3 separate regions of the Mus musculus genome follow, and all the other regions are linked to region 3. A link is a loop called in an ENCODE intact Hi-C map of the cell type or tissue named here. Cell type or tissue: heart. All regions are shown on one strand.

What was found. A loop is a pair of places that touch in the nucleus more often than their neighbours do. Peaks named below come from ENCODE experiments on the same cell type or tissue, not always from the same donor. Only the 100,000 strongest peaks of a DNase experiment are listed, where the experiment ranks them.
Region 1: a loop joins it to region 3, with 2.4 times the contacts of the local background. A loop is called at or near these places in 8 of 42 quality-filtered maps.
Region 2: it touches region 3 in a loop (6-fold over the local background); 7 of 42 quality-filtered maps call a loop at or near these places.

Annotation. Positions count from the first base shown.
Region 1 is chr19:40,630,258-40,638,257 of GRCm38, forward strand. It overlaps a transcript of Entpd1 not described here. Among named protein-coding and RNA genes, the nearest start is that of Tctn3, 22 kb to the left of the region's middle. In heart, a CTCF peak has its summit at 3,085 (motif pointing left); DNase peaks (open chromatin) are centred at 44, 524, 7,074 and 7,594; H3K27ac peaks cover 931 bases.
Region 2 is chr19:40,643,430-40,651,429 of GRCm38, forward strand. It overlaps a transcript of Entpd1 not described here. Among named protein-coding and RNA genes, the nearest start is that of Entpd1, 12 kb to the right of the region's middle. In heart, no CTCF peak of the experiment used is centred here; DNase peaks (open chromatin) are centred at 4,172 and 6,822; H3K27ac peaks cover 3,312 bases.
Region 3 is chr19:40,693,837-40,701,836 of GRCm38, forward strand. All of the region lies in intron 1 of Entpd1 (ectonucleoside triphosphate diphosphohydrolase 1), which reads left to right. Among named protein-coding and RNA genes, the nearest start is that of Gm41846, 34 kb to the right of the region's middle. In heart, no CTCF peak of the experiment used is centred here; DNase peaks (open chromatin) are centred at 4,415 and 4,875.

The DNA of each region.
Region 1 (8,000 bases), 64 kb before region 3:
GCCTGACTTCCACCTCCCACTCTGGGTGTGAGTCAGCCTTCTCTGGGCGGAAAGCTGCTGGTTTCCATAGCCAGCCCTGGGCTGGCAGAACTTCTTTTTTGCCAAGATTGTGTGTTGGAGGTGGGAGAGGAAATAAAAAATATCCAGGAAAACAGGTCACAATTCCCATTGTCTTTACCTAAAGTTTTGGCAGATATTCAGAAACAAATACCCTCCAATGTACCTTCTTTTGTCTGATTTTTAGGGTCCAGAAATATATCTGATAGTTGGAACCTTTGTTCTCTCTGTAATTTCCTTTAAATATGTCCTTTACATACATTTAGGGCATGACAAAAAAAAAAAAGTGTTGTTGTTTTTTTCTCTTCATTCTTCAAACAGAATTTAAGAAGCTCAAGAGGAAACGTAAAAGCCCCCGTTCTCCCTTGACTTTTTGGCTCTGGTCCCTTTATCTGGAAGCTTCTTCCTAAACCCTCAAGTTCCTTTTCTGTTTAGCAAGATCCCATAGCTCTGCTTTCAGATCAGGCGCTGATGACAGAGTCTGCCATTCCTCAGTCGGGTGATGTCTTCCTTCCCCCTCGTTTCTCACAGGGTTCCTTCCGTGTTTTGAGTTTTTGTCTTTGAATAGTCGACTTCTGCTCTGAGAACAAATTGCTGTAATACTGCTTTGCTTTGCTTTGCAGTTCCACATGATCTTTGTCTTGTTTTTTTCTTCCTTTTGTTTTTTTTGTTGTTGTTGTTTGTCTTTTTTTTTTTTTTTTGAGATGAGGTCTCTCTACATAGCCCCGGTTGTCCTGGAACTCACTATGGAGATCAGGCTGGCCTTGAACAGAGATCTGCCTGCCTCTGCTACCTGAGTGGCAGATTATAGATGTGTGCCACCATACCCAACTTGTCTTTAAATTTTAAAAGCATGGCTCTTGCCATATCTTGGTGTGGTTTTCTTGAGACTGACCTTACTTAGTATTCATTCAGTTGTTGGGTCTCGATATTCACAACTGGAGGTGTTGTCTTATGGAAGTATCCTTTAGATATGGGTGGTTTTCAATAGATTCCTCACTGTGGGTATCTAATTTATAAGCATCCCTAAGGTCCAGGTCTTGAGCAGTTTTCCCTCTCCCAGGCTAAAATTGGCATCATTCTCTGTAGACACAGGTCTGTCCAGGCAACAGCTCACTTGTAGTTCCAGTCTACAACTTATGATCTAGGTGCTTTCCAGAACGTAGAGCTCCTCTTCCTCTACCTCCTCCTCCCCTCCCTCCTCCTCCTCCTCTTCTTCTTCCTCTTTCTCTCTCTCGATTTTATTTTCACTGAATTTTGTGTATATCTGTTTGTATATGTGTGGGTTTGTCCAAAGGAATGTCGCTGCCCGCAGAGGCATGAGTGGGTGTTGGGTCCCCTAAAACTGGAATTCCAGGCAGCTGTGAGCTTTGGTGTCAAGAGCCAAACTCAGCTCTTCAGGAGTGTGTGCACTGAAACGCTGTGCTTTTCCAAGCCCCCCCCAAACTGTGAAGTTTATTAGCAGTGTTTCTGCAGTAAGTTACACTCCAGCACAGGTTCAGAAATCGATAAAGATCCCGTTAGTACTATGTGGTGATACATCTGAGCACTCTAGGCAATTTCTGAGATTTATTTGCTAAGACATGGAGCCCTAACATTTGGAAATGGGCTCACATGTGCTATTCATAGCATTTCCTGACCTTCAGAATTGTCCATGGTTTGGATATGTGGAGTTTTTATGTTTATTTGAAGACAAGGAGATATTTGTTTAATCAAGAGCAGGTCTGTCTTAACAAACCTGGATGATCAATAGAGCAGAGCGTTTCAATCTTATTTGTACTCAGAAAAACATCTTCTTGGTGACTGAGAGAGAGGCTGGTCAGGAAATGACTCCCAGGTCCTTACTTGTGCTTGGAAGCTGGGTAAGAATGCCTTGCAGATAATTTATATGTGTTCAGTTTTTTAAAAACCATAGAGTATTTGAATCATTACTCACTTTATTCATGGAAAGGATCCTCACTCATCCATCAACTTGCAGTGCATTGCTAGTGTCAGAGCTTAGTCGGAGAGTGTGATTATGCTAACTCCTATCTCCTGTTTATTGGCAAAGGCAATGCTTATAATCTGCACTATTATAAATATTTACAATTCCTTCAAGTACACGCCTTCTCTTATTTCACTCCACAAGTGTTATTACTACTAGGTGAAGGTTTCCCTTCTGTTCTTTTCTTCTGGAGGAAAGAAGAGACACGGCTAGTTTATTTGGCAAGGCAAGGGGAAGGAGACCACTCCAGGGACACACACACACACATACAAGGGATGGGGGTGACCTAGGAAGGTAACTCATTCAGTTCTGCTTGATGTATTTTTAAGATTTTATAAATATTCTTGAGGTGGGTGGCATATTCATGGAAGTAAGATGACCTTTTTTTTTTTTTTTTGCCCTCAAATCATAGTGGATTGAATCTCCTTTTCAGGTGTTTCCCCCTTGATCCTTGTGAAATGTTCACAAAAGAGGCTCAAAACCACAGCGCAAATAGTATTGTAATGAAGCCTGGTGCTTAGAGGGTTCAAACCTTTATTACTGTTCATGCATGGACATTGGGGCGGTTTGCCAGGGCCTTTGCTGGCTTAGTGGGAAGAATCCACCTGCAGCTTCAAGGATGATTAACCACAGGGGCATCTGCTCATCAGGAGGTGCAGCTGAATTCTCCTCGGTTACCTCATGTCTAACTCCCTGCCGTCTGCTCTCAATATCCGTTGACATAACTTCTCTCATGGAAAATTACAACCAAAGGTAAAGTAAAGGCATTCCTGTACAGTTTAAAAAGTGTTAGATATAGTTGGCCATGGTGGCACACAATTTTAATCCTAGCAGAAGCACGTAGATCTCTGTTAGTTCAAGGCCAGCCTGGTCTATATAGCAAGTACTAGGTGAGACTCTATCTCAACAAACAAACAAACAAACAAACAAGCAAACAAAATACCTTGCAGAAGATCAAAGTTTGAGTACCACCTCCCACTACCAGCAGTTCAAGAGCACCGATAATTCCAGCTCCAGGGGATCTAATGCCCTCTTCTGGACACCATGGGCATTTGCATGCACATGTGCACAGATGCACAAAATATATACATAATTAAAAATAAAGTCTTTTTAAAATGTAAGATGTAAACAGGCAAATGGTAGTATCTTACTTAGGGTTTCAATGCTGTGAAGAGACACTATGATGAAGGCAACTCTTATAGGGGAAAATATTTATTTGGGGCTGGCTTACAGGTTCAGAGGTTCAGTCCATTATCATCATGGTGGGAGCATGGCAGCATCTAGGCAGGCATGGTACCGGAGGAGCTGACAGTTCTACATCTTGTTCCAAAACAAGACAGGAGAAGACTGTCTCCTCAGACAGATAGGAGGAGAGTCTTAAAGCCTACCCCCACAGTGACACACATTCTCCAATAAGGCCACATCTACTCCAACAAGGCCACACTTCCTAATAATGACACTCTCTGGGCCAAGCATATTCAAACCACCACATTCCATTTCCTGGCCCCCATAGGCTTATTTAAACACATGAGTCTATGGGGGCCATACCTAAACATAGCATAATCCAAAATACATTTAGTCCAACTTCAAAAGTCCCCATAGTCTATCATAGTCTCAACAATGTTTAAAAGTCCAAAGTTCAAAGTCTCATCTAATCTCTTTACTCTAATCCCCTATAAAATCAGTCAAAAAAGCAGATCTAGACCTGCAAAGTCACAGGATATATATTGCCATTCCAAAATGACACAGTGAGGAAAAGTAAGACCAAAAACCAGCTGGGGAAACTCCAAACTCCATGTCTGGCGTCAAAGTGTTCTTCAGATCTCCAACTCCTTTATGCTTTGTTGACTGCAACATACTTCTTTCTCTTGGGCTGGTTCTCCTCCCTGTTAGCATCTTTTCTCAGCACGTATACCACAGTTCTGGCATCTCTAACATCTTAGGGTATCCAAGGCAACTTCAGCTTTATATCTCTTGTTCCCATGTCTGGGATCCACACATGATCGTCTGGCCCTTCCAAAGGTCTCGAGTCACATTTCCAGCCCTGCCCTCTGTAGCACTCCAGGGTCTGGTTGACTCCACCTCATTGCTGCTGCTCGTCCTGGAGATCATCCCATGGTACTGGCATTTCTAACATGCTGAGGTTTCTCACTGCAACTAGGCTTCACCAATAGCCTCTCATAGGCTCCCTTTATGGTGCCAAGCCTCAGCTCCTTTGCATGACCCCTTCAGTCCTGGGCCATCAACTGCAACTGAGGCTGCACTTTTACCAGTGGTCTTCCCTGGCCTCTCACAGTGCCAAGCCTCAGCTGCTCTCCATGACCCCTTCATGCCTTTAAAACCTGTACCATGTGATTCTTACTCATCACAAGTCCAGCTGTAGCACGAGGTACAACCTTGGCTATCTCTGGGACACAGCTTCTTTCTACTCTCAGAAAACCCTTCCCAGAAGATTTCACCTCAGTGATGCTGGTCTCTTAATCACCACTAATTTCTTAGCTCCAGCTAACCAACATCATTAATTGTCCCAGTAGTCTCCTACTCTTGATTCTAAAGCCAGAGCCACATGGCCGAAGCTGCCGAGTTCTGCTGGTTGCAGGAGCTGGAACATGGTCCCGCTTATTCTATTACCAGCTTTCTGTTTTTCTACTCCTTCGCTCCCAAAGCTTGGCTATCCTGGAACTTGCTTTGTAGCTTGACTTTGAACTCAGAGATCTGCATGGCTCTGTCTCCTGAATGCTGGGATTACAGGCTTATATCACCATGTCTGGACCGATGCTTTTCTCTACTTGGAACTGGCTCTGTTCTAGGCTGGCCTTGAACTCAGGGATCAGCTTGTCTCTGTCTCCTGGGATCAAAGATGTATATCACCATGTCTGGGCCTAAGCTTTTCATGGGCACTATTCCTCAAGATCCAGATCCAAAGCCTGTGTCTTCCAGCCTCACAATCTGGATCACAGTTGTGCTCTCTGTTTCTGGACTGTGGTTCATTTCAGATTAAAAGTCCAAATGAAAACAACTACCAAGTCCCTTGTTTGGCTGCAAAAGCATAAACAATAACCTCAGCAGGGTGGGATCTTGCCTCCAGGTCACCACTCCCTTAATCTGTTTGTCTCCTTGAACATAGGGTTCAGCGCCATTCTTCTTCCTGGTGCCCTTTTATTCTCTGAACTATACATTTTGTACTTTACCTTTCAAAGCGTGCTCCTTTTCATCAAAATGCTCTTCATACGAGTGGGCTGTAGTAACCACACAACAGAATTCGTACCAGGCTGCTTTGAGACTTCCTTTGTCAAAGCAACTAAACTAAATCTCTTCTCTTTAGCCTCAGGCAGACTCTTTGGACAATGGCGCAAAGTGGCTATATTCCTCACCAAAGCATCACAAAAACAGTCTCTAGGCCACATACTAACATTCTTCACTAAAATCTCCAGTTCTGTGCAGTTCAAATCATCCTCGGCACCAATGTCTTCTACATTCCTACTAGGATGGTCCAATAAGCCTCACTTCATTTCAGGGCTTCCCAAAGACAAGGTCCCCAAATCCACATTCCTCCAAACAAAAGCATAATAATTGAGGCCTATCACAGCAATGCCTCAATCCCTGATAACAACTTCTGTCTTAGGGTTTTACTGCTGTGAACAGACACCATGACCAAGGCAACTCTTTTTTTTTTTTCTTTTAAAGATTTATTTATCTATTATATGTAAGTACACTGTAGCTGTCCTCAGATACTCCAGAAGAGGGCATCAGATTTCATTACGGATGGTTGTGAGCCACCATGTGGTTGCTGGGATTTGAACCTTCGGAAGAGCAGTCAGCGCTCTTAACCGCTGAGCCATCTCGCCAGCCCCAAGGCAACCCTTATAAGGACAACATTTAATTGAGGCTGGCTTACAGGTTCAGAGGTTCAGTTCATTATCATCAAAAGAGCATGGCAGTGTCCAGGCAGGCATGGTGCAGGAGGAGGTGAGAGTTTTACATCTTCATCTGAAGGCCAACAGAAGACAACTTAGGAGGAGGGTCTCAAAGCCCACCCCCACAGTGACAAACTTCCTCCAACAAGGCAACACCTCCAAATAGTGCCACTCCCTGAGCAAACCATATTCAAACCACCACAGGTAGATTTTTGGTAGAGGTTCTAAAACTGATGCTAATACTTATGTGGTTATCCCTAGCAGGCCGATGATAAAGCTAGTGCCAAGCTGAAACTTTCACATTTAAAATGGCAGTTATACGAACACCAGAATAGTCACCTAGACATTCCGTGCAAATTTAAGTTCCTTCAATTTCCACCCCACCCCCCAAATCTTTATGTTAGTTTGTCATTTGGACCAATCTAGTTTGAGAATGTAAGACTAATAGTCTTGTAAGGTTTAGGGCTGAATTTATTTCTTATTGCTTGAATTCTCAATCTTTTTTTTTTTTTTTTTTAAAAAAAACGTATATTGTAATTGTAGCACTTAAGGTTGTGTTCCTACTGGCAGTCTACAGAAAACATACTGTGGATGCTGAACGTTATCTCTGGAAAATGACTTAGCTCCCCCTAACTGGAGACATTTTAAAGGCTTTTTCTATGTAGCCCATTACTAGTAACAAGCAAGTTCAAACTCAGTGTCCCTGCCTTACTCTCCCTAAACCGGTGACATTTTGCTTTTGTTTTTTTGTTTGGTTTGGTTTTCAGCCAGGGTCTCATGTGGTCTAGGCTGGTCTGGAACTCACTAGGTAGCTGATGCGGACCCTCCTGCCTTTAGTTCCCACATGGTAAGATTATCCACACCTGGCTCACCTGGAGGGTTTTTTTCAAAGTTATTTGACCAGCAGTGTAACTTAACTGACTGAATGAGTCTGGGTTTTGCTGGGCTGTCAGGCTGGAGCTGCAGCCATCTGATAGCTCCTTAGCAGAGTTCAGGAGGCCAGTGTCTGCTTCCTCAAGATGGTGTGATAATGTGTCGCAGCCTGAAGCAGAGATAGCAGCTCCACAGCAAAGCCCAGTAGACCTGCTTTACTGAAAAGGGCAGCCCCTTTCCTTCCCGACATTCTAAGTCTTCCTGCACCCCGCCCACTGCGGGAGACTTGAAACAATGGGAGAATGGCACCTTTGCATTCCCTCCTAGGAACTCCTGTATTTTGTAATGACATTAACTTTCCACCTTCCTCTACTTTGTCTTGGATGACAAAGAATGGCAAATGCTTGTTTACCCAAGAGGTGGCACATTTACAAGCACTCTCCTTTCCCAAAGCTACTTTCTGGAAAAACAAAACAAAACAAAAAACCAGCCGGGCAGGACCAGCTAAGCAGTGATGCCACACTGGGTGTGAGCTGAGGCTGCTTCATGCATAGTGTACCCTAGTTCTCCATCTATAGGAAAGCAGAACCGTTGAAATCGCCAGGGAGAGATAATGGTAATTTTGCTAATTCACTGGCTTTGGTTGTCGAAGCACAGGTGATGTTGGGCTGAGTAGTCCTCTAGTGGTCCTCTAGTGGAGCCTCCACTGTGGCCATTAAAAGAGAAGTGGACCAAGGAAGGACCATGGTTAGAGATGCGTCACTGGACTGTCACCGGACTGTCACAGGGCCCTCACTGTTTAGGGCTATGAGGAAGTGGTTGGAAAAACAAATCGCCCTGCAAGAAATAGAAGGAAACAACTAGAAAAACAACCGATGGCTTTATTAGAAACTGGTCTGGCTGGGTAGTCCTGGCTGAGGCAAACCACCATGTAAAGAAGTTAAAGACAAAAACAGTGGGTGAATCTATTAGAAGGCTCCTGTTGCTGGTTTCCTGACCTTCACAGTGGATTGCAGGCCTTGTGAGGGACAAGGAGTGCACAGTCTTGAGTGATAGTCCCTGCGTGGGGTATAAATAGAATATGGATTCTTTTTTTATTGGGGAGGGGAGATTAGTGGAAATAAAGTAATTTTCACCAAATTCTCCCTTTGAGAAGGATCCGTGATGGT
Region 2 (8,000 bases), 50 kb before region 3:
GGGATTTGAACTCAGGACCTTCTGGAAGAACGGTCAGTTGCTCTTAACTGCTGAGCCATCTCTCCAGCCCCTGGTTTGTTGTTTTCAAGACAGGGTGGCTCTTAAAGTTCACTGTGTAGGCATGTGTGGCTTCAAGCATGTTCTCCTTCAAACTTCCACACACACAAAGATCGCAAGGATATTATACTAATTAAAAGGCTCCCTATCACAGACTTGTGTTACACCCATACCGCCTCAGATAGCCACAGTTTCCATATAGGTTTCCGGTAGCATTTGCCTGCCTAGACTTGGCCATCACGTTGTGAGCAAATAGGCTTCAGGAAGGTAGAACATTCTTTACTTGTGCACACAGGGGTCACAAGTGCCTACTTCTTGAGAAATGGCTGATAGGTGTAAAAATTCTAAAGCTCAGTTCTCTCATCTCTCCCCAGCACAATCATTTCAGGTAATTCCATGCCTTTGGTGTTTGGAGCTCTAAAAGCATTTCTTGCTATGCCACTTCATATACATATCCTGAGTAATTACCAAAGGTGGTGGTTCTACATGAAAGACATCCTCCTCTTGTATACTTGAAGTTGAACTAAGCCACTCTTCACAATAGTAAGATAAAGTAGTGGGCCTGGAGATGTTGAAAATGACTTGAGGAAGGAACTGGAAACAAGGGTGTAGCTTCCTTTCAGCTAGTGCTTACTGACTGTGTTATGATGAACAGGTTCTTTGTAGGGTTTGGTATTTAGTGATGATCAACATAGCTCTCATGGGCACATCTAGGAGAGGAATAAGATGTTAAGCAGTGATCTCATATGTACGTCTTTTCAAATTAGGTAAGTGCCACAAAGAGCAAACTGAGGGGTTGCTGCACGGGTGCAAGTGGGAGACAAATTTTAAAATTTGTCATTTTTCAAGATAGTTTCGTTATTAAATTTTAATTTTTTTCTCAGTGTTTAGATGATGTAGGGAACCCTAAATTCATCTTAAAGAATTGCTTTTGCATTTACATTTGGGTTTGAGTTTTGTTACAAGAAGCAATGGCAGTAGTTTTGTTTTGTTTAAGGATTTTATTATTTTTTTAATCTATTGTTTTTGTGGTGTTGGGGATAAAACCCAGCCCTTGCTCCTGTTAGGGAAGCAATCTGTTCTGTTTTTTAGACATGACCCTACTAGTCCCAGTTACTTCTCTCCTCTGAGTTTCTTTGTTGTTGTTGTTGTTGTTGTTTTTTTTTTTTTTAAGACAATGTTTCTCTGTGTAACAGGCCTGGCTGTTCTGAAACTCATTTTGTAGACCAAACTAGCCTCCAACTCAGAGATTAGCCTGCTTCTGCGTCCCAAGTGCTGGGATCAAAGAAGGCATGGGCTACCACACCCAGCATCCCCTCTGAGTTTCTAACTCTCTTCTCTATGTTGGTGTTTCTTCCTCCATCTTATTTTGATAATCTTGTCCTGATGGCACATTTTGACCTATTAGCCACATGTCTTTTCTAGTCTCCGTCCAGTGTGTAGTGTTAGGAGGTGGGTCTTTGGTAAAACGATGCAGTGAAGAGGACCGTTGGGATCGGCATGTACGTATGAGAGGTCGGCACATTGGCAGGAGAAATGCTGGACTTACAAACCTGCTTTGCTGTGGGATCTGGAGGCCGAGTTTCACCATCTCCATCCCTTAAGACGGAAAACCTACTGGAAGTGATTGGCAGGGGCTGGGGCTTCTGGAGTAAAGCAATGAGGAAGAAAGAGAAAAATGAAGGAGACCCTAGGTCAGAGTAGATCCTCGTGCTCAGAAAAGTCCTCTGCACATGGTCGGTGTTCAGAAGCGTCTGTTGAGTAAATGAACACTTGTACTAAACTCATCAGGGCAGGCTGCTCACAGAACCAGCAAGCACTATTCATGTTAATATACCATCCTAATTAAACTCTCCCCCCACCCAATCATTACATCATTACTTGTGGCATCCTGGGTTTCCAATTGCTAAGGATTCAGTTAAGAATATATTCTGTGTTTTCCCAAGAGGAGTGTCAGGGTGTCAGGTATAAACTAGTATGACAACAGGCAAATACATGACCAACAGACATGAAGAAAGCCAGTGCTGAGCTAAGGCTACAGGGCAGAGTCCGCTGTGTTTCTCTGCCCAGGAGTCATTTTCCAAAGGCTTTGAAACCACAGCTTCTCTCCACTAAAGCCAGAAGCATCAGTCAGCTGGGATCTGAGTTGTTGAAAGCCAGAGTCAAAACAGGCAAAATTGGACAAGGACACGCATAACCCTGTTGGTGAGAGGAAGGAAGCAAACCCATTTCTTCTTACCTTAAACTGAGACTTGTCACAGGTAGGCAGACCATGATAACTATGACAACCTCCTGGCTGTTTGAGTGGATAGCCAGAAAAGTAAACTCTGATTTATATTTAAAGTAAATACGTATTGAAATACTTACTTAAATATAAATGTTATTTGTAATCCATAAATTGTGCCTTTTACAAATTTCAGAGGGATCACAATAGCCAATGAAAGTCAGATATTAAGTAAAGGGCTAATGACCTACAGATCTTGTTGGTGGGCTGAGAAACTCCAGAAGGGAGAGTTGATTTGGCTGATAACACCTGCGGACCATCCAGGAAACTCCGGGAAACTCCTGATAAAAAAGATCAGCATACCAACCTCCATTGGTATTTACAACATTGAGGCTTCAGGGAAACAAACCTGCAGATGGAATCCTCCAACCCCAAAGTTCTCTCTCTGCCCTCTCATCACCCTGCATCATGGCCTACAGTCTCCACTTTCATGAAGAGATAGCTGCCCTTCATTGCTCTGATTAAATGACAGTCTGCTTCTGCAGAGGGAATCTGTAGCATGTCGTTTTAGAAACACTCTACTGCATTTGCTGCACTACCAGCCCCTCCCAGCTCCCTTTTTTTTCCACTTGGCTTAGCTCAGGGATGGGCTGCCACAAGCCCCAACCCAGCCTCTCTCTACCTGCCTCTGCTCAGGGGCGTCTCTACACCAACTTCCACCTGAGACCCTTGAATCTGAGGACAGAAGACACACAGACAGCTCTTTTACTTTATAACTTGCCCACTAGACACAATTGCTGGGCGCAAATATCTCCTGCCTGGAAATGCATGACCTTAGCAGTTTATTATCTCACTCTATCCTTCCCGCCCTAAACTTAATGACTGGTTCCAATTAGCCCCTGTCAAGCATGTTTGGCCACTTGCCGTAGTGGAGGCTGCAGGCCCTAACTCTCCCCGAGGCCTTACATAATTGCTGCGACCTGCTTCCTCCAAAGCATGGCAGAAAAGCCTCTCTCTGGGCTCCTTTTCCTCCTCAGACCTGGAAGTCCCACCTATACCTTGAGCCTAGCAATTGGCCCCTGACCTTCTTTATTGACAAATCAAGAACCAATTGGGAAACGGGATTTTAACCTCTGGAGCTCTCTCTACAGGGATCTTCTTTTGCTTATTTCCATGTCATCTCCGTCAATCTTAACCTAACATTAAGTACATGTACAAAGCAGTAGACATGGGGCTATGGGATGTGGGAAGTCTTTAATGAAGATAGAAGAATAATTTGTGTTCAAGTCCTAGAACTTTAAAATACATTTGAGTTTTATGTATGAAAATATTACTTATGAAACACTTGTGAGAAGCTAATTATCATCTTAGAATTGGACGCTGGGAGATCTGAAAGATTTATGGTTTGAATGAGACCTTGAAGGATGAGTTGGAGTAACCCCACAGGCAAAGTGGAGAATCCACAAGTCTGTAAACGGAGTCTCAAAAGTCAGAAAATTGTACTATGTCTTTCTGTCCCCCAATTACCTCCTGCTCTGCTGCCCTAGTATAGAGAGAAGTAGGGAGCCTTAATTTGGCATTGTCTCCATGTCACCCCTGGTTGATCTCTGCAAAGGTGGAGGCCTTAGCAGTAACAAGGGAGCTTCCTGCTGTAGCCAACCTGATGCTATTGTCTTTACGAGCTGGGTGTGTGAACCCCATCTCAGAGGTCATCAGGGTGACACCAGGGGCCTCGTGTTCTTCAGAACTTTCTGTTACCTCCTCAGACCAGGGATGGTGAGAAGACAGAGACTTATGCCCTTTGAGATCCTGTCTGTTTGGAAAGACCAATCCTCAGGACCCTAGGGCTTGTGAGTGTGGTAAAATTAAGGCACTGGCTTTCCTGCCTCTCAGAACATTAAGTTTTCTGGCAATGTTCCCATATAACTCAGCCTGTCTGGGGAAGCCCAAGCCTTTTCCTTCCTTTTTTTTTTTTTTTTTTTCTTCAAGGCTTAGCCCAGCAATCTCCTTCCTGCTCTCCCCCAGTGCAAGTTTCTGACATCTCCCCAGAGACACTCATTTGGAAACTTTTTGAGCCAGTGAAGAATCAACTTAGAGATCTTTCCTTCCCCTGACCAAAGGGAATATTGTGTGTCATGGAATGGAAAGATTTGAATAGTACTATCACATTGAGGGTAACGGGCGGCTTGCCGGTTGTGGCTCACATCTGAAGTTTGCTTTGGTTTGCTGAATGTGGACACAGTGGGTTCTGTTTGAACAAGAAATCACGTGTAACAGACGCTTTTGCAAAAACGGTGGTCACTTAGCAGTTACTTCAACAAAAAAATGTGCTTCAGCGAGGGGCTTCAGCATAAAAGCTGCATTTGAGCTTTTATGCAATGTTGAATTTAATGCACTTGTAAGTAAACTTTTAATTTTAGGATAATTTTTAATTTATGGAAAGTCAGCATGGCACAGAGAGTTCTCACATACTGCATGTTGTGTTTCCCCTGGTGTTAGCATCTTACATTAGGATAGCATGTCTGTCAATTACTAGTATTGATGTTTGTTTGTTTGTTTGTTTGAGAAAGGGTTTCTCTGCTTTGCCCTGGACATCCTGGAACTCGCTCTATACACCACACTGGCCTTGAGCTCAAAGATCCACTGCCTCTGCCTCTTAAGTGTTGGGATTAAATATTTGTGTTACTGTGCTCACCTATAACTGATTTTTAGTGTGTGTGTGTGTGTGTATGCATCTTTGTGTATGTGTGGAGGTCGGAGGACAACTTGTAGGAGTCAGTTTTCTCCTTCTACCATGTGGATCTCAGGGCTCAAACGCAGGTCGTCAGACTTGACAGGAAGCACTTTCTTACTCTCACTGGCCCTGATAGCATTATCAGCTAAAGTCCGACTCTGTTGTGTGATTTGAACATGGAATATCCTTCGTAGACTCACTGGCTGAACGCTATACCTGGCCCCAGGTCCCTTTTACCTCTCTGCTCCTTCTCACGCTGTGCCTCACACCTCCACTTTGTTAGTGTTCAGAATCAATGGTGGTCCATGGACTGAAAACTCAGGATCCCTGAACCTCTTCTCCTTAGATTGTTTCTCTGAGCTCTTTAATCACACAGATAAGAAAAAACCCAACACAAGATTTTTATTCATATTCCTTTAGCTTTTTTTTTTTTTTTTTTTGGTCTAGGTGTCACATATTTTTAATTCCCAAATATTTTTATTTCCATATTCCCCATAGCTGCCAAGAGTTCTCAGGCTTTATTTTTGATGACTTTGACAGTCTGAAATAATCCTGGTCAGGATATGTTTGGAGCGGCCCCCAGTTGGGATAGTTGTTCTAAGCCTTACTCACAGTTAGCCTGGAGTAAGTAGCCTGGAGTTGAGGAGGAAGACCATGGAGATAAAGTTCCACGTTTGGGACATCATACTGATGGTGTGCTGTCAACAGGGCTGGTTACCATGGCAGCTGACACTCCTGCTTACTTTCCTTTGTGCTGCAGTCTTTGGAAAGAAGTTACAAAGTACACGAGGGGTTTTACTTTGTGTCCCGGATAGCACAGTACCTCTGTGAATTGTTTCTCTGTATAGTCCTGGCTGTCCTGAAACTCACTCTGTAGACCAGGCTGGCCCTGAACTCAGAAATTTGCCTGCCTCTGCCTCCCAAGTGCTGGGATTAAAGGCATGTATCACCATGCCTGGTGATTTTGAATTCTTTTAAGCAGAAACTTGTTTTCTCCTATTTCTTTCTTTCTTTCTTTCTTTCTTTCTTTCTTTCTTTCTTTATTTAATAATTCACTTATTTAGTAAATATATTAGAATAGTCTCATGGATACTCACGTTACAGTTTGGACTATAACAGAGTCTGCTTTGCTGTTCAGATTGTTTCTGGCATATTGGGAGCTCTTCGGACTGATCCCCGTTTTCATTTCGAGGTACCTATCTTTGCAAGTCTTAAAAAACACTTTTCAAAAATCTCTTTGGGACTAGAGACATAACTAGACAGTTAAGAAGCATGGCTGCTCCAGGTTCGATTCCCAGCACCCACATAGCGGCTCACATGGGCTGTAACCCTTTCCTGACCTCGGCATAGTCACAAGTAACCAAAGCATCCACACACATAAAATAAAAAGAAATACATTTCAAAACCAACCCCCACTTTGTGGCACTCTAAGATACTTTAGACTCACCATGTACACTGTCTGTATCAGTCCTAGACCCAGCTATTTCTCAGAATACTTTTGGCCCTGTGTTATTGGAGAATGGCTTTTGAGGTGAGGCTCTGTGGGTAAGCATTGTTGCTCTTCAGACATCTTTGCTGATGCTTTCAGCTGATGGTGCAAAGAAATATGTATGTATTTTCATTGTAGCCTTTATGAGCAGTGGCAAATGTTGCTGTCTTTATTCACATCTGTTTCTATTCTGCTAACATGAACTTACACTGACTCCGATTCCAGTCTTCTTCCTCGAGTATCATTTGGGTGGATTCTCCTTGTTGAAAACACTCGAAGGCTGCAGAATCAACAGTGAGAGATCTGCTTCCTGTGCCCAGCATCCACTTCCTGTTTGATTCCAGTAGAGTGAGCCGTGGTTGTGGAGAAATGTGCTTCTGTGTACTTCCTTCTGCCTCTCACCTAAGGCTGTCACTCAGCCCCAGGCTGACAGAAGCCAGGGCTCCTTTCTTTCCCACCATTCAGTGAGGCTGTTCCCATACTTTTCCCACGATCTACATTTTATTTTGGGATCTCTTGGCCTGTTGAACAATGTGTGTGTGTGTGTGTATAATATTCATTTTTTGTGTATTAAGGCTTTCTAGGTTTTGATAAACATATATTGTTATGCAGATACCATTACAGTATCATATGGAATAGTTTTGTGGTACTAAAAGTCTTCCGTTGTACCCCACACTCAATTCCCAGTCCTACCAAAGCAAGAAGGCCCATACACACAAATTCTGACCCACTCACCTAGTTAAATCATCTTTCTTCCACCCCCACCCCCAAGAGTCTCAGGCTACCACTGATGTGTTTGCTGTCTTGATAGGAATTCACTAGCTTAAAGTTTTAAACTTTAGATATTTTCAGAAGTTCTGGAGCCTGGTCTTGGTTGAGTTGCAATGAGTGCTTTCTTTGGAACTGAACACAGTTGACCCTAAAGACAGCACAGCTATTATGCTAAGTGCTCCAGGCTGGTCTTAGTATGAGGCCATCCTTGGGTCACACAGTTTCCCTTTGGAGGAACTGGCTCTTCTGCAGCATCTAAAGGCATTTCCTAGCTCAGAGTTTCGGGATTCCTCCCTGATTACTGTGGCATGAGCTTATTATCACGGGAACAGAAGCTTGCCAGCCCATCCTCTTCTCCGTTTCACTCCCTCTTGTAATGGGGCCCCAGCCCTAGGAGTGCTGACTGAATCCTTAGGATCACTTTAAATTCGGATAAGGGGAGTGGAGAGACCTGGTGTCCTATATAAACGAAGAGACATCTGTTCCCAGTCACCCCAGAAACCCTTGTGTTACTTCTGGAAAAAATACACAAACCACGTAAGTGGGGCAAGAGACACACGACAAACAAACCTTTTTTTTTTTTTTTTTTTTTTTTACACACACATTTAGAGCACAGGCAAAGGCCAAGGACCTCTGTTTCCTGAGTGTGAGCTGTGCGCCAGGGTGTCTTTTGGAGTCTCACCTTCTTCATTTATCGCCTCCCGGACCTGTACTCCATGAGCCTC
Region 3 (8,000 bases):
TCACCATCATCACCCGAAAACTTGTCAGAAATGTGGAATCTTTGGCTTCACCTCAGACTTGTTGAATCTGAAACCCCGAGGAGCTGGCAGCCACTGCTCTTCCAAGCCTTTAGACACGCTCGGTGAAGGGTGATGGCTGAGAACTGGATTTTAGGACTTCGTCTTTAGAGGACTCTTCAGAGGAAGGGTTTTCTAGGGCTCACCTTCTGACATAGGTCTGAACCTGGCAAACTATGAGCGAAGGACCTCCATCCCGAACTCTGAACTGGGTTAGGGAGAAGAGTTCCCATTTGTTTGATAAAGGAGTTCATGAGACTGAAGATGGGGGATATATATAGGAAGAGTGGAATTAGAAGAACAAAATGGTGGCCAATCCAGTTATTTCATGTTCTTAGAAAATTAGAACACCAGTACCAAAGTCTCTGATATTACTAATACAGAGCTAGACGCAGAGGGATTTAACATGGCAGGAACTGGTGTTTTAAATATATTGTATTCTGTCTCACCTCAGTTCGTAGGTCAAAGCTCCGTGTTAACAGGACAATAGAAATGTTGAATTTGAGAAAGTGATTTGAGGGGCTGGAGAGATGGTTCAGCAGTTTAGAGCACTTGCTCTTCCTCAGGACCTGGATTCTGTTCCCAGAACCCACATGACTGTTCACACTTTTCTTTAATTACAGTTCCAGGGGATCTGATACCCACTGAAGTCCTCTGGGTCAAGGTACATGTGGTACACAGATACACATGCAGGCAAAACACCCATACACATAAAATAAAAATAAAATATAAGAAAGGAAGTGATTTGGTTGCTACCATTTTAACTAGTTTGACTTTTTTAGTAAGGAATCACAGAGATTAAAAAATGTACAAAGAAAGCCATCAGGCATTCTAATCTTGATAGCAGCTGAATCAGTGATGACAGCAACAGGGAACACAGCGGGCGGCTCCAAGCACTGCTGCTGTATGCTTGGCCCTGGGAGAGAGCAGGATAAACAGTCACGATTCTCTAGGCAGTGAGGATCGAACTCAGGACCGTGCACATGCCAGACAAGGGCTTTACTTCTGACCTACATCTGGGTCATCCCCTGGACTTGTTTCTGTTTCCTCAGTTTCCCATTTTGACAAGCGATTCCCAGTTGTGGCTGCATATTCAATACCCCAGGGAGTTATTAAAAAATACTAAAGGCCAGGCCTTAGTCTCAGTCTGATTCCATTATTTTGAGTGGGACCCTAGAGTTGGTGGTTTTCTAAAGTTCTTGCTTGATGAACCTATTGTACATCAGATTGCTTCAGTGATACATCTACCCAGGGGAAAGTATTAGAATAACCTATTCTCTGTGAAGAAGTTTAGAGTGTTGTATGGGGTTTAGAGACAGAATATCTGAAGAGTGCTCCAGGGGGCAATTTTCAGCTTGAATCTTGAGGGAAGAGTAGACAACAGTTAAGTAAAGAGATTGGGAGATGATATTCCAGGCTGAGACAACACATTGACAAAGACAACTTGGTGATTCAAGGCCTGAGAGGTGACAGTGAAGGATTCGGGGTAACGATGATGAAGGCTGGAGCCTGGGGTGGGTCAAACATAGACCCATGGCTGTATTGAGCGCCTTGTTCTGTTTTTATAAGAGCAGTGGGGAGCTATGCTGTGTTCTGAGAAGTTAATGGGTTACGTGGGGACAGATAGACACTTGGGAAGGGTTACTTCATCTGCAACTGGAAATCAGGCTGTTGAGAGGCAAGAGTGAGTGCAGGGAATCCATTATGGGCTCGCCCTGGGAGGGGGCCGTGGTTGGAAAAGGAAGCAGCAGAATGATGAGGAGGGATCCACAGCACTGACACCGTTGGCAACTAGAACCCCGGATGTGGCAAAGGACGATGCAGCAGCGTCCACTGAGTGAGCAAGTTGTGGGGCTCTGGAGGTGGGGGGGGGGGGCAGGGAGGGGTGGGGGAGGGAGGCGCTCTCCTTGGTCTCAGTAGCTGGATGAGGAATGGGAGGCTCATGGAGGAGCAGACTTGGTAGGAACAAGCCTGAGTCTTGTGTGAGCTGGGCTTGAGGTGCTCGTGGGGATTCCAAGCTGAAAGGACAAGGGAGAAGCACAAAAGCCAGAATGTATCTGGACGGCAGACAGAGTGTCTCCTGAATGGAGGACCACAGTCAACAGGGTTGCACAGGTTCTCTGTAACCACCTCTTTTTATATAAAGCTTCTTCTGTCTTCATATCAACCTATCAAAAAGTAAGGAGTGGCTTTAATCTTTTAGTATAAAAATAAAGATGTAGAAAGATCAAGTAACTCGCTGGTAAGAGAAGGGAGAGTTGGGAGTCAGTCCAGCATGTAGGCATACATAGGAGATGGTACATTGCTACCCAAAATGTCTTCAACCAGATGACTGACTGTTCAGAGCTGGAGCAGAACTAGCCATGCTTGCCAAGGAGTGACCAGCTACAGGGGCGGTTCCCTCCGTCGCACACATGGCATTGAGTCTATTGTCGGTAATTCATTGAACAACAACATCTCCGGTGGAGTAGATGACTAAGCCTTGGGATCCAGGTTTGGGATTTACTGCTCAAACATCTGAGCCCCTGCAGCCAATAAAATGCACAAATGAAGTTTTGGCTTGCATGGCAGCTCACTAAAAATAGAACCTCAGAGTGGAGAAGTTAAAATATATTTGGGATGCTCAAAACAATCTTTCTCCCTTTTCTATGATAAACATCGCACACTAAAAAAGTCCAAACCAGCCTTATCCCTTCATTTATCCTCCTGACAATGGGACACTGATGCTGGCCAGACCCTTTGTTGGGCACTGGGCAGACTCTCAAGGTGTCCAGCCTCCAAAAGAGACTAGTGCTGGTTCAGGGTCACTGTAGCACTGTAGGAGGATACTCTGAGAGGCCAACAAATAAGGGCCTCTTAGAACCATTTACACATAAGCAACTTTCCCAGTCTCAGTATCCTCATTGAGACAGATTTTAAAAAGAGGGGGTGGGGAGAGAATGTTTCAGACAGAAGATAGAGCAGGAATGATTTTTACAAAACACACACATATGTGTGTGTGTGTGTGTGTGTACATATACACTCCACAATATATATATATGTGTGTATATATATATATACATATATATATACACACACATACATACATATATGTGTATATACATATATATACATACATATAGTATGTATTTACATATATATATTTCACCATATACAGACAGACACACACATATATATTATATATATATATATGGAAAAAAGAGCCTAGTTTCAGAGCCTAACATGTTAAATTTACCTCACTTCTATAGCTAGATGGTTAGAATAGCCTTAAAATCATTATTAAAGAATCTGGATTTAGCAAGGTGTGATGACTCATGTTTTCAGTCCAACAATTAGGAGGCAGAGAGATGGCCCTTGGTGAATTCAAGTCCAACCTGGTCTGCATAGTGAGTTCCAGGACTACAGGTGAGACTGTCTCAGCAAAACAAAGTTTGGGTTTTATTTTGAAGCTTTGCAGTTTTAAATTGCCATGATGGCTTAAAAAAAAAAAGATGATTTGGAAAAGGAATTGCATTGAACTGGAAGAGCCTCTATAGAAGCTGCTGTAGGAATTCACAGAAGAAATGAAAACTGGTTTTAAGAAATATTTAGTGAGAAAAATTTTAAAAAAAGGAATTGGAGGTTTGAGGAAAAAGATGGGCACTAGAAATATATAGATGTAATAGATTTTGATGACTACATTCTGTAAGAAAGATTTAGAGGGGCGAAAGCTACATTCAGACATTCAAGCTTGCCTGTAGAACACCGAGGCATATATGTGTGTTTGGGTGGTGGTGGTGGTGGTGGTGGTGGTGGTATTATGAATCCACAGCTCAGGAAACTAGCCTGGGCTAGTTTACCAGGGGTCAAGGCCATTGAGACTAGGAAGTTGTAGTCATTGACATCAAGTTACCCCATAGAGATTGAATAGCCATCACCACTCAGTCTGGGTCATGTTTATACAATGGGATGAACCAGGGTCCCAGCATGGAATTCTCTAGGACTGCCATTAATGGGTATCAAACAGAGAACCAGCAAGCAGAGACTGGAGAAGTAGGAGGCTTGTCAGAATAGTCTGGTATCATGGAAGCCCGCTAAGAAAAAAGGTTTAAGTATAAAGAGTCAATGGTATCAAATTAAGTGCTGAAATGTACTCACTGAATTTAGCAACACAAGCTAGTGGGTGATATTTATGTGAGCAACTTGGATGCGAATAGAAGCGGATGAAGCGAGCTGACCGCGTCTGTAGAAAAATGGAGTTTAGGAATGCATAGTCTGAAGAGGTAAAACAAAAGCCCCAGTCATGAGAGGAGTTGGAGTTATAATCACTGCCAGTGCTGGAGCAGCACCATATAAAGCTCGGAGGGGCAGCCACCCCGCCCGACTCAGTCCCGGGAGAATGGGAAAGGGTGGGGTCCAGTTCTGCCTTTGACATCCAAGTATTGTCTTTGCTCACTGTCCCAGCCTTAAGGGTGGCACTCCCAATTTGTCATCCTAAATGTCAGTTCTAGGTAACAGATATTCCCAGAAGGTGCAATACAATTCTCCTCTTCTACTCATGCATGTTTCTTATAGTCGTTGGCCCCTTAGGAGTCTCTATAAAGAATCCCAACTATTTTGGCACTCATTTCTGAGTATCAGAATCTGTGATTCCCTCAGACGTGGTTATCTTGAGTCTTTGCTAAGGTGGAGACTCATTTCCTTCCACTGAGAACATTATCTTCGTTCCAAAGGAAAGAATAAAGGAGAAATCACTTTTGTGTCTGTTGGCCCTCCCAAGTGGACTTCCTGGTCTGGCACCCTTCCTACGTCTGTGAGCCCAAGTAAATGAAGACACAGGCACGCCAGCGTGAGCAAGAAGCACAGAGGTCGAGCTCCCTGTCATCCATGTCATCCCTGTGCTGTCATTTCCTGGCCTTGGGGCTTTAGAGGGACAGACTGTCTGCTGCCCTTTGGGAACAGACAGAAAGAGAATGCCCTGAAACCTACATTTGAAAGACAGCCATATAAGTTGTAGTGACCATTTTATTATTAACAACGGCCAGCTCGGTATCAGCTTTATAGAACAATTGATGTGGTCAGGGATGGAGAGGAGACGCAGCAGTTAAGGGCACTGCCGCTCTTCCAGAGAATTTAGGTTTGATTCTCAGCATCCTCACGGCAACTCCCTCAGGCCATGCTGGAGATGCACTGACAGGTCCTTTTCGTTCCACACCGTTGGCTCCATCCCCATCATGTTCATACACTGCTTTCCTTATCTAGGCTATAGAGAACAGCAGTAGGGTACCACTTTCTTAGTTATAGTCTAGATTAGATAAAGTCTCCAAGACATAAGACTGATCACATCTTCTCTTCTTAGGTGTGGGCAAATGTGGTAGAAGACATTCTCATCTCTTCTATTGGTTTGTTAACTGTTGCTTTCAGGGGACATTCCTCGGGGTTCAGAGTGTAACTCAGTTGGTAGACTGCTTGCCTAGCATGCCCTGGGCTCAGACCTCAAAACCTTCTCAAGTGGGTGTGGTGGTATAGGCTTGTCATCCCAGCACGGGAGATGGAAGCAGAATAATCAGAAATTCAGTGTCATTCTTAACTACATACGGGGTTTAAGGCCAGCCTGGCTTAGAGATTCTGTTTCAAAACAAAACAAAACAAAACAAACAAAACAAGATGACTATCAAGGAGAGAACATATCTGGTATCTCAGGTCTAGGAATTAAGGTCCAGGAACCTTCTTCTAACACCTTTGCCTTCCTTTCAACAAAATGGATACAAAAAATATACTCCAAAAAAAAAGTAAGGAACCCTTATATAGTCCTTCTGAGTTATCAGTTATAGCTATTATACTCTTGAAAGGAAGGTAATTCTAACCGATAAAGCTTGGAGCTCTTGCTTACCTAATTGCTCTGGTGCTCTGGCCGAAGCGTGAAAAGTTGGCTGCTTAAATATGCTTGCCCGTGATGAAATCACCAAGTACAGCTGGAAGCCTCACCATGCCTTCCTAGAGGATCATTCCTTTTTACTCTGATTCTCAATACCAATGATGCCTAAAGGGACAGTACTGATGCCCTCTTAAACCTTGGAATCCATCCAAAATAAGGTCTGACAGTTCCGCCTGATGGTATAGAAAGCATGGCATTGTTCTGGAAAGCCTGGATGAATGAGAATCAGATGTGGCTGCTTGGATTATTTGGACTGGCCAGTGTCTGCTGGACAATAGAGTAGGCAGTCAGCAAAGTCCACAGCAGACCACTAAAGCACGGCTCCCCGTTTAGCCATTGTTCAACTGCCTTGCTCATTGCCACGTGACTCACACTGGCAGCCCTCTGGACTTTCCTCATTATTTCAAAACCTTTGGATTTTTCAGAAATTTCTATTAAGAGTTTTAAATTGCTTAGGTAATTAAGGATGGAGAGAAAAGGACGGAGGGAAATAAGAAAGAGAAAGGCATGTATAAGCATTGGTTGGTCTGTGTAGAAAGGAGACAATGAGGTCAGAGACTGCCATCCTCAGATGAGCCTTCTTGCACAGGTAAGCCTTGACTAAGTATCTTGGAGATTGGATTTCAGAAAAGGGATGGCTTTTTCTACCTGGATTGAGTGTTCAGTCTGTTTGTTTTGGATCCCTGTGTACCTTGTGGGAGCCTGGCATGGGCTGGATGGACAGCCCCCAGTGACAGCCCTGGGTATTGGGTTGTTAGTGAGTCTACCTGGTAGATGTTTTATATGCACTGTTACAGATGTTTGCTAGGGGAACCTTGTGCCTGGTTTCTGTCAGGCTCAGTTCAATAGATTTTACTTCATACCTTTCTGCTGTAGCAAATTATAGCCACGTGTATAACCATATGCTGAATCCTATAAGCCCCTTTAGTGAATGGTCAAACCTGGGGTGTTCTTGGGAACCCTGGCACATTCCCACTTACAACTCCAGGACCATTTCTCAAGAGCTACTCCTGGCAGTGGCTAGCCTTGTATACCTGTCCAGAGACGTGCATGTTTTACCAAGTAAAAACAGTGCATTTACAGTTCCCACTTATCCTCCATATAATGAAGTACTCAGAAGATAGCTTGTGATGAGATTCATAGGTATAATTCAGTCTGTTCATGTCTACATGGTTTTATGATCTCTATCTATCTATCTATCTATCTATCTATCTATCTATCTATCTATCTATCTATCATAGAATTTATATGGCCAGAACCAGATGATGGACCTATAGCTGTTTTCAGCCTGTTATACTGAACACCCTATCCTTGTACCTTTTCAGGTCTTCAAGAGTATTTTGAGAGGTTAAATTTCTACACTAAACTTCTTTGATAGATAGTATCTATTGCAAGCATCAGAAGTGGCAGATTTTTACTTCCATTAATGTATAAGAAGTGTCCTTGTTTATATAATCCACACCCCCTGCCCACGATTTTGTTTGTTTGTTTTGAGACAAAGTCTCACTCTTTAGCTATAGCTGGCCTGAAACTTGTTATATAGAGCAGGTTAACCTCAGCCTTGGAGTGGTCTTTCTGCCTCTGCCATAGGTGTTGGGATTATACCATTCTGCTCAGATTCCATCCTTTTCCATGTAGTTTCTTTACTGAACTTTTACTTTTAGATGTACAGCTGTATGGATTTTGATAAATGTGTATATGGTCGTCTAGCCATCCCCACAGTCAGGATAAGAATATTGCTATCATCTCCAAACGTCCTTTGTAGATCCTCCTCATCAGCCTATGACCCCTGTGCACTGATTCGTGCTCCTAATATTGCCTTTTTGATAATAGAGTAAAGTCATTCAGTTTGTGGCCTTTTGAGTCTGGCTTCTTTCACTTTGCACAGTGCTTGTGAGATGTGTCTATGCTATTGCACCTATCCCTAGTGTATTCCTTTTGTATTGCTGAGAATAATGCCATTGTAAAATTGTAAAACAATTTGTATACAGTCACCAGCTGGCAGACATTTGGATTACTTATTTTT